Linked DNA regions of Homo sapiens: region 1 is linked to region 2. A link is an interaction called in ENCODE POLR2A ChIA-PET data of the cell type or tissue named here. Cell type or tissue: MCF 10A. All regions are shown on one strand. Region 1 overlaps NID1 (nidogen 1). Region 2 overlaps LINC02768 (long intergenic non-protein coding RNA 2768).

Region 1 (4,000 bases), 88 kb after region 2:
CTGGCTATGCTACTAGTTAGTTGGATGCCTTGGACAAATTATCTAGTCTCTCTAACCCCCATATCTTCATGCATTCAATGGGGCTAATCGTACCAGCAGTGACGTGCACCAGCCAGAAATGCAGAAAACCCTGAGGTGTGTTGTCCTGGATACCAAATGAAGAAAGTGTTTCAGGAAGGAGGGCGAGACCAATTGTGCCAAGTGCTATCAAGAAATGAGGCCTCAGGCCAGGCACGATGGCTCACACCTGTAATCCCAGAACTTTGGGAGGCAGAGGTGGGCAGATCACTTGAGGCCAGGATTTCGAGACAAGCCTGGCAAATATGGTGAAACCCCGTCTCTACTAAAAATACAAAAATTAGCCTGGCTTGATGGCAAGCACCTGTAATCCCAGCTACTCAGGAGGCTGAGGTGGGAGGATTGCTTGAACCCGGGAGGTGGAGGCTGCAGTGAGCTGAGATGCAGCCACTGCACTCCAGCCTGGGCAACAGAGTGAGATCCTGTCCCAAACAACAACAACAATAGCCAAGCGTGGTGGCACACACCTGTAATCCCAGCTACTCAGGAGACCAAGGCACAAGAATCGCTTGAACCCTGGAGGCAGATGTTGCAGTGAGCAGAGATTGCGCCACTGCACTCCAGCCTGAATGACAGAGTGAGACTCTGTCTCAAAAAAAAAAAAAAAAACAAGAAGAAAAGAAAAAGAAATGAGGCCTCAGATCTAACAAAGGGAGGGTTGTTGCTGACTTTTACGAGAGCAGTTTGGGTGTTGTGGTGGGGAAAGAAGCTGACTGCAGTGGTTAGAGAGAGAATGAGAGACTCTGGAAGAATGCAGGAGCTTACTTTTTAGAGTCCAGTTCCAGATGGATTAACTAGGTAACAAAATCCATAGCCCATGGGTAGCATTTACAAAGCAACACGGTGATAAGGAAGGGTGAAGGGACACACCACCAACTTGTCATCTTTGTGTGGCAGACAGCAGAGGAAAGGGGCAGAGCATCTCACAGTGTGGGAACAGGAAAGCCCCAGCGCTAACAGGCACTCTAGAAGGCACTGCAGGCCAATGTAAAAACAGCAGCAAAACTGGGAGGGTTTTTCTTCCTTTAAGTTAAAGACTAAGCCAGGCGCGGTGGCTCATGCCTATAATTCCAGCACTTTGGGAAGCCAAGGCGAGTGGATCAGGAGGTCAGGAGATAGAGACCATCCTGGCTAACACGGTGAAACCCTGTCTCTACTAAAAATACAAAAAATTAGCCAGGCGTGGTGGCGGGCGCCTGTAGTCCCAGCTACTCGGGAGGCTAAGGCAGGAGAATGGTGTGAACCCGGGAGGCGGAGCTTGCAGTGAGCCGAGATCATGCCACTGCACTCCAGCCTGGGCAACAGAGCGAGACTCTGTCTCAAAAAAAAAAAAAAAAAAAAAGTTAAAAACTAAAGGGGCTAGAAGAGCTAGACCCTAGGAAATTGACCGGGCTGTCAGGGCATCACACTGGGAAGACAGTGCTGAGAGTGGGATCAAACTTAAGCAGGATGGAGCCCGGCACGGTGGCTCACGCCTGTAATCCCAACACTTTGGGAGGCTGAGGTGGGCAAATCAGTGAGGTTGGGAGTTCGAGACCAGCCTGGCCAACACGGTGAAACCCCATCTCTACTAAAAATACAAAATTAGCTGGGAATGGTGGCGTGCGCCTGAGTCACAGCTACTCGGGAGGCTGAGGCAGGAGAATTGTTTGAACCTGGGTGGTGGAGGTTGCAGTGAGCTGAGATCATACCACTGCACTCCAGCCTGGGTAACACCATCTCAAGAAAACAAAAGCAAACAAACAAAAAAATGTAAGCAGAGACCAGGTAAGAGAAGGCCCAGATATAGGCGGGGGGTGGGGAGAGAGCCAGGAAATCTCAAAAGCAAATTGCAATGCTTTTTTTTTTTATTTTTGAAGATGCAAGAGTGTTTTGTTCTGCTGAAAGCATATTTACTGGCAGTCTAAACACAAGAACCTAAACAACTGCTTTTGGAAAGCATAAATAACACACGATCGTAATTTTGTAAGACACAACTCTCAAGATATTTGAACCAACTGTCTGTTTTTTCTGATTGCAAAATGATTCATATGCCATACACTTTGACAGAAAATTTCTTTTACTAAAAAGATTTCTTCTAATTTACCTTACATTTTGCTATTTTTAAAACAATACTGGGCAAAAATTATGTGCTATATAAGTGTTAGCTATTATTACTTTAGTATTACCCCTTCCACTAGATAAAAATTTCACTTCTTTAAACTACTGTTTGATGTAGTAGATATCTATTCATATTATTTTAGGGAGGCATTCTTTAATGAAGACACATCAGAAAGGAAAAGTGGTCAAAAACATAGCTTATCTGAATTTTAAAATGAACAAAAATCCATAAACATCAACTAACTTCTGTACAGAGCATAGTAGCTAATTATCCAGCCTGCACTTTCTAATAGTAATAATATCATCATAAATGTGCACAGTGCCCTCACTGTCAAAGTTCTTTAACTAAAGTAACAGGAACCACTCTGACTTAACCTAAACCCAAAGGAAGAATTTATTATGAAAATATAGTTATGTCATGTGAATCAGAAAAGGGACTGGAACCAGAAATAGACAACTGTCAGGAACTAAGAGCTCCTGTCTCCTTGTCACTCACTTGCTTTATTTTTCTCTTGGGAGACTGACTGTCCTCTGCTTCTCCACCCATATACCGAATAAAGCTACCTCTCTACTTCCAAATTACAAATACAGTTTTAGCTGTTATTTCATTGCAGTGAATAGAATTAGACTATCACCATTTTGCTCCCCCCCATTAGAAATGAGTGGACCCAGGTAATAATGAGCATGAATTCCAATGAATAAATGAGAAAGTAATGATGAAATTAGAATATCACCATTTGACCCTCCCTAGAAATTAATGGGTCTAGGCAGTAATCATCAATAGCTCCTAACATCACAAAAAGTGAGACAAGCAGACATACACTCCCGATGAAAGATCACACCACCACCTATTGTCTTGCCAAAAGGATTGAACCTAAGTCTGATCAAGCATCTGACAATCTGCAGACAATTTAGAGGACAAAGGAGTGTGTAGTGCTGTACAATGAGTGTGCAATCAGCAAGATCCAGACTGTGGGAAACTACAGATCTAAAGGCATGGGTTCTTCAACAGACCAAATGCAAGGAAAGGAAAGGGATGGAGAAGAAAACTATAGATAGAAAAATGAGCAGCACCAAACCTACAATGACTAGGAATGCACTCAAGTGTGATAAAGCTATTAGAAATGCAAGGAAGAGACAACTACAGATGCCAGGTTAGTGGTTGCTTTTGAGGAGAGAGAGGAGGCTATGATTGGGGCAGGTGGGGCTCCTGGGGCTGCTGGTAAAGCTCTACTTCAAGATCTGAGTGGTAGTGACAACCAGGCTCACCTTAGAGTAACTCCTTGAACTACATATTGCTTGCATCTATGTTTTATTTTTACAATATAAAGATAGGAAAAAAAATGGAAGATGAGAGAGGAGGAAGTGGAGGCAGCAATTCCAGACAACCTTGATGAAGAGTTAAACTATAAAGGGAAGGATGGGGAGGGGATGGCAGTGAGAGAGGGATGCAGGGTTGAGGGAAAGCTTCATTTTGTTTATTATTTTTAAATTTTTTTGGAGAAAGGGTCTAGCTCTGTCACCCCAGGCTAGAGTGCAGGGGCACGATCATAGCTCACTGCAGCCTTGAACTCCCAGGCTCAAGTGATGCTCTTGCCTCGGCCTTGTGAATAGCTGGAACTACAGGTGTGTGCTAATTTTTAAATGCCATGCCTAGAAGTTTTAAATTTTTTGATAGAGATGGGGTCTTGCTATGTTGTCCAGGGTGTTCTTAAACTCCTGGACCAGGTTTTACATTTCTAGCCCAAGACATTTAATGCCTCTCTTTGATCCTCTAATAAACTCCCCTATGTTACAAAAACCTAGCCAGTTACATTCCCTC
Region 2 (4,000 bases):
AGACTCCATCTCAAAAACAAACAAACAAACAAACAAACAAACAAACAAAAAATGTGCTTGCTTTGGCAGCACATATACTAAAATTGGAAGGATACAGAGAAGATTAGCACGGTCCTTGTGCAAGGATGACACGCAAATTCCTGAAGCGTTCCATATTTTTAAATTGTTCTACTATAAAGACACATGCACACATATGTTTATTGCAGCACTGTTCACAATAGCAAAGACTTGAAACCAACCCAAATGCCCATCAATGATAGACTAAATAAAGACAATGTGACACATATACACCATTGAATACTATGCAGCCATAAAAAAGAATGAGTTCATGGCCTTTGCAGGGACATGGATGAAGCTGGAAACCATCCATTCTCAGCAAACTAACATAAGAACAGAAAACCAAACACCACATGTTCTCACTCATAAGTGAGAGCTGAACAATGAGAACACATGGACATAGGGAGGGGAACATCACACACCGGGGCCTGTCGGGGGTGCTAGTGGAGGGATAGCATCAGGAGAAATACCTAATGTAGATGACAGGTTGATGGGTGCAGCAAACCACCATGGCATGTGTATACCTATGTAACAAACCCGCACATTCTGCACATGTACTCCAGAACTTAAAGTATAATAATAGAAGAAGAAGAGGAAGAAGAAGAGGAAGAAGAAGAGAGAAGAAGAAGAAGAAGAGAGAAGAAGAAGAAGAAGAAGAAGAAGAAGAAGAAGAAGAAGAAGAAGAAGAAGAAGAAGACGACGACGACGACGACGACGACGACGACGACGACGACGACGAAGACGACGACGACGACAACAACAGCCATTTGCAATCTGTAAGCCAGGAAGGGGGCCCTCACCAGGAACTGAATCAGCTGACACCTTGATCTTATTACACCTTCAACCTCTGGAATTTTGAGAAATAAGTGTGTGCTGTTGAGGTCACCCAGTCTATGGCATTTTGGTATAGCAGCCCAAGCCTACTAATATGGTAATAATAGTACTTTGTTCTATAGGAGAATGCTGTTATTCTCAAGAGACACATGCTGAAGTACTTAGGGTCGACTCATGATATCTGCAACTTACTTTCAAATGCTTAAACAAATTATACATAGATGATAGGTACCTAAATAGAGATAGAGATACAGCAAGCAAAGAAGCAACTATTAATAATTGGTGAATCTAGGAAAAGGATATTCGGGTGTTTACTAGTCCAACTTTTTTCAGCTATGAAATTTTTATTTTATGTTTTATTTATTTATTTATTTTTTGAGACAGAGTCTCACTCTGTTGCCCAGGCTGGAGTGCATGATCTCGGCTCACTGCAACCTCCGCCTCCTGGGTTCAGGCGATTCTCCTGCCTCAGCCTCCCGAGTAGCTGGGACTACAGGCACACACCACCACGCCCAGCTAATTTTTGTATTTTTAGTAGAGACGGGGTTTCACCATGTTGGCCAGGAAGGTCTCGATCTCTTGACCTCGTGATCTGCCTGCCTCGGCCTCCCAAAGTGCTGGGATTACAGGCATGAGCCACCGCGCCTGGCCAAAATTTTCTAAATAAGAAGTTGGAAAGAGTAAATAGAGTAAAATGATCTGAGAGAAAAAGAATCCAAATAATAACATTTATACTATTTTATAGTTTACAGTGTATTTTCACGTATATTAATGTGATCCTTTCAAATATCCACGGAGGTAGACATATCGTGTGTTTTATCCTTATTTTGTAGTCTTCAAAAACATTTCCTCAGTGCCTAACCATGTGCCAGGCATGGTACATACATCATCTCTTTTACTTTCTACAAGAACTCCAGAAGGCAGATATCGGCTCTCCCATCCACGGAGGCTCTGGTGGGATTCCGAAGCTAGCAATCTGCAGAGCTGGCATCTGAATGCAGCTTTGTCCGACTCTGAGGCCTGAGCTCATCCCTCTGTTGGCATCCTGTTTGTGATTCCTGTTTTACAGATGCAGGAATGGAAACTCAGAGAAGTTAATTAACCTGTGCAGTGTCACACAGCTACTCGGGGCAAAGCCAAAATTCAAGCCAGAACTTCAGTCTCCTATTCCAAAGCTCGGACCTCCTTCCAAAGCGCCTGTAATGAGCACTCTGGAAATAGGTTCAGGATCTAAGCTAGTGGCTCATGTGAGAAGAAGTCTCAGCACACAAGGGCCCTCAGCACAGGAAATTACTCAAGTTATTGGAGTGGAGCCAGGGAAAGGCCCCGAAGCTCAGAGCAGGCCTGACTCGGGAGACAGTTTGTGAAAATAAAAGCAAGCCCACATTGACTCATTCATTTGATGCTCTGATTAAGAAGCATGAGTTGCCACACCATGTGATGGAGAGCTATAAACTCCAGCCCTGGAGACATAATCTGGCACAGATTCCCTTGGATGGGCAAACGGTATTCAGGCAGGACTACCATTTCCGGGAGGGGGAGACCGGGGGAAGCAGGTCAGGACTTGAGGCTCATAACCATGCTGCACTGATTTGTTTAAAAGTAAATATTATTTGGTTTTCATTTAATTTTAAACAAAATTTAAATTTTTAAATGAAAATTAAAATGTTCACTTAATTTGAGTTATTAGATTAAAAGATAGTCTGCTTTACTGAAAGTCTTAGGCTGGAAAACAACAAAGTCGTTTGTGAAAATATTTAAATAAGAAGAGAACAGCAATCATAACAGGAATCTAAGGGGACTGTGAGTCTTGCATTGGCACATCTCAGCGCGGTGGAGACTTCTAAAGAGGGCTCTATGGATAGAGTCCTTCAGGGACCACCACCCGCCCCCATGCCCAACGCTGAGGAGGACACTCCAGCAGGGATCCACCAGGTGGCTGTAAAGCTAAGAAGGTGACCTCCTGGGTGTCCCTCCTGAAACACAGAGCACCGTTTGAACTGCCCGAGCGAGCGGACCAGCTGGCGCACAGATCACAGAGCCCTGCAGTGATCAGCTGCCATCTGGATCTGCCCGGGTGCAAGCAAACGGCACAGCTCTGGAAGCTTCCTCAGGGCTCCAAGAGAGCATCTGCGTGTTGGGAAGCCTCGGATGTGCTGCAAGACCTTTGTTCTGACTGTGGCAAAGCCTATGTATGCTAGGTGTCACATTGAATTCTTTTCTATTAATAATAACTTATCTGAGATTCTGCGCGACTGTCGCTCTAGAATCTGCATTTAGGAATGATCAGCATCAGTGCTGAGTGCCTCGGAGTGGGACATAGATTTAGGCAGAGATGTGGGAAGCAGCCATCAGTGAAGGACGATGCTGTGATTGGTGGCTGGAACCCACAAGTAGACACCAAACTGCTAACAGGGTGGTCCTGGAGGTAGATGTCTAGGCAAGCAGCCAAGATCAGTCATTTAGAGTCCATGCAGGTCTGACTTGAGACAGTGAATTTTGTAGAACTCCATACTCATTCTGAAGTGATTTTGTTATAGGCAGTCAGCTCTACCAGAGGCCTTTGTCCAGACTATCTGAAAGGCACCCAATGCAAGGGCTGCAAACCTCAACAGCAGAGGACTTGTGCTGAAACCCTTCCGAATGCATTCTCTAGACTGGCCAACTAATGTGTCTTCTTTGCTGTCCAGCTCCAATCTCCATCAGGTTGTCTTTTTAAAAAAAAATCCAAGCCTTTGCCCTGCCAAGCACCAGGAAAAGCATGATTTGCACATTTGAGAGCTAACGAAAACAGTCCATCCGAGTGTCCTAGTGAATCTGCAGCCCAGATGGGCTCACGTTTCCCTGTGTACCCCACATGCCCACTGAGCCCCGAAGTGGTTGCCCAGACCCCTTACCCAGACCCCGGGCTGAAAGAACCTTGTGTGGTTTAATCTCAGAGCAGAGTCCTCTGAGCTGGAGATGTTTGATTGAGAGACTGCCGGAGGGGCCTCCCCCAGTCGACCCAAAGATATAATGCTGGTGCCACATCTTGTGACTTGCGGTATCGAAGACTGCTGCTGGCGAAAAGGAAGCCACAGAGCTTCCACCCCTCATAGGAGGTCAGTGG

What was found. Peaks named below come from ENCODE experiments on the same cell type or tissue, not always from the same donor. Only the 100,000 strongest peaks of a DNase experiment are listed, where the experiment ranks them.
Region 1: POLR2A ChIA-PET joins it to region 2 with 5 read pairs; 3 of 35 experiments call an interaction of 5 or more read pairs at or near these places.

What each region holds. Positions count from the first base shown.
Region 1 is chr1:236,003,363-236,007,362 of GRCh38, forward strand. The region is part of intron 12 of NID1 (nidogen 1); the gene reads right to left. Among named protein-coding and RNA genes, the nearest start is that of LINC02768, 33 kb to the left of the region's middle. In MCF 10A, no CTCF peak of the experiment used is centred here; no DNase peak of the experiment used is centred here.
Region 2 is chr1:235,915,362-235,919,361 of GRCh38, forward strand. The region is part of intron 2 of LINC02768 (long intergenic non-protein coding RNA 2768); the gene reads right to left. The region is part of intron 2 of LOC105373215 (a long non-coding RNA gene); the gene reads left to right. It also overlaps the pseudogene RNU6-968P. Among named protein-coding and RNA genes, the nearest start is that of LYST, 50 kb to the left of the region's middle. RefSeq lists an enhancer at 2,868-3,367. In MCF 10A, no CTCF peak of the experiment used is centred here; a DNase peak (open chromatin) is centred at 2,280.